2 separate regions of the Homo sapiens genome follow, and region 1 is linked to region 2. The links are chromatin loops, found by intact Hi-C in ENCODE. Cell type or tissue: IMR-90. All regions are shown on one strand. Links, peaks and the distances in the headings refer to the core of each region. The heading gives the core; the rest is flanking DNA.

Region 1 (4,402 bases), core at 173-4,172, 170 kb before region 2:
GGTGGATTGGGAGGCTAGCTCTGGCCACAGGCAGGATCTGTCCTGAAAGCAAGGTCTTCATGTAATCCTTACAATAACTCATAACCAAGGTTCAAAGATTAAGCAACAAGAGCACAGGTCCATGTAGCTTATAAATGGTGAAAATGGATTCCTTGCATCATTTTTACTCTTTCCACTCTAAAATACTAATACTGTGATTTACTCTTCTTCTATATCACTATTTCTTTTTCTTTCAATAGGTTTTTGGGGAACAGGTGGTGTTTGGTTACATAAATAAGTTCTTTGGTGGTAATTTCTGAGATTTTAGTATACCCATCACCTGAGCAGTGTACACTGTACCCAAGGTGTAGTCTTTTATCCCTCACCTGCCTCCCACCCTTTCCCCCGAGTCCCCGAAGTCCATTGTATCATTCTTAGGCTTTTGTGTCCTCACAGCTTAGCTCCCACTTCTGAGTGAGAACATACGATGTTTGGTTTTCCACTCCTGAGTTACTTCACTTAGAATAATGGTCTCCAATTCCATTCAGATGGCTGTGAATGCCATTATTTCATTCCTTTTTATAGCTGAGTAGTATTCCATGGTATATATATGCCACATTTGCTTTATCCATTTGTTGATTGATGGGCATTTGCATATGGAAGTCATTTGGACTGGCTCCATATTTTCCTGATTGCAAATTGTGCTGCTATAAATGTGTGTGCAAGTATCTTTTTTGTATAATGACTTCTTTTCCTCTGGGTAGATGCCCAGGAGTGGGATTTCTGGATCAAATGGTAGATCTACTTTTAGTTCTTTAAGAAATTTCCACAGTTTTCCATAGTGGTTGTACTAGTTCACATTTTCCCCAACAGTGTAAAAGTGTTCTCTTTTTACCACATCTATGCCAACATCTATTTTTTTTTATTATGGCCGTTCTTGCATGAGTGAGGTGGTGTGATATCATATCGTGGTTTTGATTTGCATTTCCCTGATAATTAGTGATGTTGAGCATTTTTCCATATGTTTCTTGGCCATCTGTATGTCTTCTTTTAAGAACTGTCTATTCAAATGTCCTTAGCCCACTCTTTGATGGGATTGTTTTGTTCTTGCTGTATATCATATTTCTCAACCAGGGATGATGTCTTGTGGTACTTTTTATTGTCACATCAGAAGAGTGTTATTGGTATCTAATGCACAGAGGCCAGTAATCTATCAAAGCACTCACTTACACATGTGAGTTTCTGTAAAGTGCCAGACACTCCTCTAAGCACCAGGTATAGGGTGGTAAGAAAATCAGACAATGTCCTCTGTCTCAAAGTTTACATTCAAAAGTGGGAGATAGACCTTAAGCCCATAAATAAAATTGGTTCAGATAGTAACGAATGCCAGGAGGATAACAAAACATTGTTATATTGGAGAAAGAGGAAAGTGATGTTTAATATTAGACTATATTAGATAATTTGGTCAGAGAAGCACTCTTTGAATAGGGGGACTTTGCGTGGACACTTTAATTCTAAGAAAGATTCTGAGAGTCAAACAAACAGAAGAAACAGCCATTGCATTAGTTCTAGCAAGAAAGGATGTTGGGTGGTCAAGCAATAAAAAAAAGTCAGTTTAGCTGGGACATGCTGAGTCAAAAGGAGGTTGTGCTTCATGCTGAATTAGAGAAGATAGTAGGGCCAGATCATTTGGGGCTTTTCAAGTCCCAGGTAAGAAGTTTACATCTTAATCTAAGTCAATTTATTGTGACTGGATGGTTTTATCATGGAAAAAAATGGGTCCCATTGTAAAGCTCCCTTTGACTTCCATATGCAAATCTGGCACGGGGCAGGGCAAGGACAGAAGTACAGGAACGGCTTAGGAGTATGCTGTCGTGCTCCAGGCAAATGACGATGGTGACTTTAAGACACAGAAAAGGGAAAGTATAAAGATAGAATAGGAAACAGTCTATTGGCAATCAAACAATCTCCCCAGTGAAGCGCTATCAAGATGAAAGGAACACCCCCATGGAAAATCAAAACACAGATGACAGCTTAAATGAAAGTGATACACTTAAACTTTTTTTTGGAATTATAAACCATGGGGATTGACAAAGTTTGCAATCATAAAGCCCTTGTTCAAATTCAATTTTCATAAAATTCAACTGTACCTTGCTCTTGTAGATGTGTTCTGAAAAGGTTTTTCTTAACATGAAAATCGGTGTCTGTGGGAAAAGTCAAAGACTTATTTGGGAATACTCTCTGTCTTTTGTCATACACTAAAGATCTGTCTTTGAGGCACTGCAAATTTCATGCACATTGAGATCCATGCTTATCCCAATATGCTTTTCTATCTATATGGCCTAAAGGCCATTCGCAAACTACAAATGGACTGTCTTACCAAAGTTTATTTGCAAGTCAGTCACTTGGAACCCAGAATAGAAATTTCCAAAGAAACAACACTGTGTTGTAAATAATGGTTAGATTCCTTAGCCAGGCAACCGAAGTTCTAACTCACACTGTATTTATATTAAAATACCAAAGCTGTGACAATTTTAAATATTGCTTCTATGGGAAAAGAGCTGAAATTCCGATTCCTAATGCCTAGTGTCTGACAATGAGAATGAGGGGTGTCTGTCTGTCTTCATACCAGAAGTGGTTGTGGGGGTCTCAAACCACAGGGGCTGAGAGTACGACTCCTCACCAGAGTAAGAAAGGTGATGCAAGGATGGCGCTCCAGTGGAGGATGAGGCACTGGGAGTCAGGTATACAAGAGGTATCTGCATTAATTCATTCAACAAGCATCAGACTGGAAGGTGGAGATGCAACAATGAATAAGGCCTCATGTGTCTCATCCCACAGTGCAAAGACTTTATCACAGTGGGAGAGGAGGCAAGAGGTATTGATAGAGACAGGAGACAGCCAAGGGTCCCCAGCGAAATTCCATCTTCAAGCCTAAAACAGCCTGAAGGCTGAAAAAACAGACTGCTGGTCCCGGATGGAGCCCGCCCTTTCCCGACTGGTTCTCTGAACAATGCCCACCTGCACACTGGGAGGACGGGGTGGAGCCTCCGGAGGTTTGCGCCATTTGCAGTTGGGAGGAGCCTGTGGCTTCTTCAGTTCCTGGGTGGTGAACTGGGATTCAATCTGTAAGGTGAGAAACCTGCTAGCAGGACTCTCTCTCACTTTGCTGAGTGTTATTTTTTTGTTTTACTATTTGCCCAATAAGTTCTGTTCCTCACCCCTCTATGTGTCTCAAGCCTAATCTTTCCTGGTCGTGTGACAAGAACCTGGTTTAAACTAAACTGAGGGGAAAGTTCTGCAACAGTAGAGGGGAAAAGGGATGTCCTGGAAAAAGTGAGGCTCTGGTGACAAGAACAGATGTGAGTGTCCTAGTGAGAGGTTCTTGGGGACAGAACAAAAAAGAAAGAGAATCATGAATTTAACTAAAACCCATTCAGTCTTTGATGTAGTATAAACCTTATATATTCCATCTACCTAAATCAACCCTCACGTTTTACAGAGGAGGAACCTAGTACTAAAAGGCAAAGGAGTCCAGTGGTAAATGTGGAATCGGGTATCAAGTGCTTGATAATCAAACATCTATTCATATATGCTAATCAATATCAATTTTTCCTCCTTTTAATAAATTATGCCCTGGAATCACAGGAAAAGCTTCAGCCATTAATGAAAGAAGGACATTAAAAGCCACTCCCTTATTTTCCAGGTGAGATAACGAAGGTCCAGGGAGGTAAAGTGATGTGACTTGCATAAGACGAAGTCACAGTGAGGGCTGCCTGGCTTGTGTGACCCAGAGGTTTCCACTGCACTTCCAGCAAGACCAGCTTCATTGCCAAAATGAGGACAAGGAAAAAGAGCTGTATCGCTGGGAGTGGATATCATACGTAGACTAAAAAGGCATATTCCTCTAAGCAAAGATTTGAAACATAATTTTCCACTTATGAAAATTGGTCATTGGTAAAAACAGTCATACATGATTTAGACCCTCTTTACCTAATATAAACATGGAGTGAAAGTTTCTAAATAAATGAATTTTCTAAAAAATTAATATTTGCCCTTTAAGTGACAAAACTTTCAGCCATTTCTTTTTTTTTTTTTTTTTTTTTTTTTTTGAGAAATGTCTTCTTTTAAATGTCTTAACTGAATCAACTGAAATGAGTTTTTCCCCACTGAAGCCTTGAAGCCATCATTTCATTTTGGTAATTGAGTAATTTTTATGGGATCCTTCTTATCTGAACCTGTCTCTGTGCCGTTTTATCTGCATGCTTCCCTCTTGCAGCCCTCTAATTCCAGTCAGATGCTACTAGTCTTCTACAGACTGAGAAAAACTGGATCATAAAGACTGACAGAAAATTATGTAAGGTAAGAGTCCAAAAGCCAAGAGTACTTCTCAAAAGTTAAATAATCATTATGATGGTAATTT
Region 2 (4,402 bases), core at 295-4,294:
AGATTCATCTCAGATTGGTCTCTGTTAAATGCAAAATATTTCATCCATTTTTATGCTAAATCATTGTAACTACTTAACTTCCTTATTTCCATTTGGGAAATAAGTTTCCATTTGGGAAAGAGTCATGTAAATAGTTTGAGTGTTGATGCCTTTGACATGGAGCCTCCCCAAACATTATTGTATCATTGTCTATCACATTATTCTTTGTTGCTTGTCTTATTGTAACATTCATTACAGCACTTTTTAAATCATCAGCACACTAAATCTGCAAATTACTTATTTTTCTAACTCATCACATTTATCTCCCCCACCCCCAACACTTCTACAGTGTTCTTACAAATCCTCCGGGAATCTCACTCGCTTAACCTCCAATCTTCCTAAATATACCAAATTATTCTGTCTTGTTAGGGAAGAGTGGCATGTTCTGAAGCTTGTTTAAAGAACCCTGATTTTGACAGCCATGTAGCCACTTCAGAAAGGAGTGATTGTGATTTCAATGTCACAATGTAAAGGACCACTGTCTTTATATTGCTTGGACATGAAGTACATTGAATATATCACAGATGTGTTTTCAGTGTCCAAGCGTAAGCAACCCCACTTCCTCGGTGAACAAGAAATATCCCCAGTCTGCCCCATTTAGGGGCCCAGGGCTCCCTGGGAGTCTCCAGGCTTTACTTGCTACACCAGGGGCACCTAGACACTTCTTTATAACTTGGGTAAAGAGTCAGAAGAAAAGAGTCATATGTCAGGTCAAGGGCTTCATTATTTTTTGAGATAATTTTGGGAAAACTGATAATTGCAAAACTTCTTCACAGCTAAGGGGAAGCTGGAGTATTAACCACATTATGATCTCATGCCATTGGATAATAACTTAAAAGATTATTATACTTCACTCTGAGTTCTGAGAAACTTCTTAAACTGCCCAAGGTTTTTCTTTTTTATATTTGTTTGCTTTAAATATAGTCTCCAGTTTCTTGATGTAAATAGGATTGCACCCAGTTGAAGCGACATTTTGAGGTTAGTGTCAAATGTTTCTTCCAAGTTCTTAAAATAAAAAGGAGGAACGCTACAATTTTAAAGAAATCCATTGGAAAAATGGCCTCTATGTTACTCTGTAAGACCACGCATTGACGTAACCACTTATACTTTAAGTATCTAAAAAGGCTAAAGACAGAACTCCTTCTGATTTCCCAGTCACTAGAATATTGGCTCTCAATACATAATTTTTGAAGTAATGAATAATAGAAATAATGAGCGTTTATGACAAACACATCTTAATAGATGTGTTAAATAGCATTAATTATTTCTTCCAGAAAAAAAAAACCCAATCAACAATCAAGGATAACAAAGACTTTAAAATAAAAAGATATAATTCGCACCAAATGGAAAAATTCCAAGTTAATCTTGCCTAGTAAATCTAAGCCATGCAAACCAAACAACTGGAATATGCATTTTTACCCCTCCAGATTTTAAGATGTGTAATTCTTTCATTGACAATTCAAAAACTTCTGAAAGAAAGGAGCTAAATAATTTGGCAGAAATGTGAACAACAATCTGAAAACTTTCCAATTAATGACGTATAGAACTGAAAGAGGTTAGGACAAATATGTCCTAATCAAATGGAAATAAAGAGGAGCCCAAAAAATAGAGCCTAAGCTTCTCTAACAGGGTAACCAACGACAATCCGTAATCTGTGAGTCACAGAAAAACGCAATGGAAACAGGCGTAAATGTAAGGCAATACATGGCCCGTGTAATTGGAGGTTCCAAGTTAGGAGGGTCTTGAGAGTTGACTCAACCCATTGGCTCTGACGCCATGTTCCTTAGATTACCGGAACCTGAATTTCTTCTCTTGTTGGAAGCTAGATGGCAGCCATGGATCTAAACTTCATAACAACAAAATAAAATTCGGAGAAAATTTCTCCCACAAGATGAAACGATCTTTCCCAGAAGGACTCAGCAAATCTCTCTTTGAACATATTTGGCACAAACTGAATCACACGACCATTCCCAAAGTAATCACTGTCACAGGGAACCAAATATTAGTAACAGACGAAGGGCCACCCAGGGTCACCCTTGCAGGTGAGTAGTCACATGCACTGAACCATATGGGCTTCAAGTTGAAGGGAGAGAGAATCTGAACACAACCGGAGGGAGAAAGGGGACAACGGATGTGAGGTCAGCAAACAACACTGTATCACAACGGACTATGTAGGCCAATCCTGTATTTCCAGACTGAAATGCATGCCTCAGAGGCTGACAGTTGGCCTTTAGAAGTCTCTAATCAAACTGCAAAACTAAAAGAGGAATTCCTGGCAGATGTCTGCCCCACTCTTGCTTATATACTCGGTCTCAGTGACTAAGATGAGCTCCTGTGTTAGAAAGCAGCATGTGCTTCATTGAGAAGCTGTTCATTATATTCAGCTGAAAAAGATTTTCTTGAAACACCACTGGCCCGATTTCTTAGAGCAATAGGGAATGAATTTATACCTTTTCTATGATCACTCAAATAGTTGAGGACAGTTAGCAGGCTCCCTCTGAACCCTCTCTTCTCAATTGTAGTCCCAGGTTCCTCAGTCTTAACACTAGGTACTTCCATTTCCAAGTAAGTCAACCAAGAGCTCTGTAAAATTCCCATTTAAAAGGCGAACTATTTAGAACACGTCATTTTACCACAATGGGTTCATTTTGAACTGGTATACAGTGGCCACACTTAGCCAGCAGTCTAGAAAATCAACTTCTATCCCTGTTATCAATTAAGAACTATGAGATTCTTCAACTTTTACACAAGTATATGCATATTTAAGATTGTTAGGCTATTAGAATAATCTCAAATCATATTATTTTGTAGTCTTTCTGGTCTGTTTGTAGTTAAGTATTGTATAAACATGTGTATTTCAATTGTAACATGGTTTTGGTTGAGATTAATGAAGACATTATTTCTGAACATGTTTCTATGCTATTTCACTCCTGATTTAAAGTCTGCACAAGGAGGCTTTCTTCTTTATTGTTAAGAAAATGTCACTTGATCCTTCAAAACTGATTCATAACATCGAAGTAAAGCTAAAAAGATAACTTAAAAAGTTAAAAGAGTAAACATTAAGTTTAGTAATCCTGCCGCAATTCTGTAAGTGAAGTTTCCATATTCACATGACAGGGAAAACACACTTTCTTTCTAAATGTGATATTAAATACTTATAGGACTTTCAAACGCTACAACTTAAAAGCCTAAGCTTAAGGAAACTGAATATTCTTATTTACTAAAAATGTATCTATAAGTACAAGCGGTTTATATAGAATTTGGAACAGGTACCTCATAAAAGTGTGACAAACATCAGTTTGATTCCAAGAGAAGTCAAAAACGTCTTGTTGGATTCACAATATGGCTAATTAATAATATAAAGTGAGTTTAGGTCCTGGAAATAGGAGAACCAGCATAGTAAATTAAGAGTCTGGTATATGGTTACTCCCATTAAATTGCTCAATAGCAAATATCTCTTGGTGAAACTATCAAGTAACTAAATAGTTGCTTGTTTAAGGTTCAGTGGTTATTTGCCCATACTGAGCAGTGTCCTGTTGACCTGTTTTTTGTTTCCGTTTTTTTCTTCCGTTAAATCATGAGACCTCAGGTCATGATTTAACGGAAGGTCAGCTGTTTTTCTCACAACTTTCCATTTTATTTCTTGAGATTTTTCCTAACCTAAGATAGAGATACCTCCCCCGATACTCCCTATTGTTTCAAAGCACCCACCTCCCATTTTATAGAACCCGCTGTTACTCATTAAGAAATAGGCAGCAAACATGATACCTGATAACCTATGCAGACGTTATCAAGGTTCTGGAATCTTGGGAAGATTCTGAACAACTATCCTTGTACTTTAGTTTTCACCTTCCTTGATGGTCTGTACCTGGAAGTTCTGATATCCCTTCTTACCACCCACATTCACTTATTAAAGAAAAATGCAATTTTTGTTTCAGAAAACTACTTCTCCCTATACTCTCAGCACTAACTCTTTCCTGAACACCTCACTAGATGGCAAGAAGAGAAGAGTGGCCTTTTGACATAACCATCCTCCTCCCTTCCAAACCTCTCTGACATTCCTCTGTTCCTGGCTCAGTGTTCTCATACCACCACAAGCCCTTTCTGGGCTATGCAGAAATGTTTGCTTAAATACCTCAGGGCTGCTGCTACACGAGGAAAGAATAAAAGTGATATATTTGTGTGATACATCACAGTTCAAAATGTTACCACACACTCTTTCATTTCATTTGATCCTCCTCCTAAAAGCTGACTTTATAAACATGAGAACTGAGGTTGAGACAGCTTAAAATAAGAAAAACCTACATTCAAACTGTCAATGCCCTGTGCTCTGCCACATGACACTCTACAATACTGCTTTAGT

What was found. Peaks named below come from ENCODE experiments on the same cell type or tissue, not always from the same donor. Only the 100,000 strongest peaks of a DNase experiment are listed, where the experiment ranks them.
Region 1: a loop joins it to region 2, with 2.8 times the contacts of the local background. A loop is called at or near these places in 2 of 110 quality-filtered maps.

Annotation. Positions count from the first base shown.
Region 1 is chr2:204,861,614-204,866,015 of GRCh38, reverse strand. All of the region lies in intron 2 of PARD3B (par-3 family cell polarity regulator beta), which reads right to left. Among named protein-coding and RNA genes, the nearest start is that of PARD3B, 320 kb to the right of the region's middle. In IMR-90, for the core only: no CTCF peak of the experiment used is centred there; a DNase peak (open chromatin) is centred at 2,435; H3K27ac peaks cover 248 bases.
Region 2 is chr2:204,695,471-204,699,872 of GRCh38, reverse strand. All of the region lies in intron 2 of PARD3B (par-3 family cell polarity regulator beta), which reads right to left. Among named protein-coding and RNA genes, the nearest start is that of PARD3B, 150 kb to the right of the region's middle. RefSeq lists an enhancer at 1,056-2,255. In IMR-90, for the core only: no CTCF peak of the experiment used is centred there; no DNase peak of the experiment used is centred there.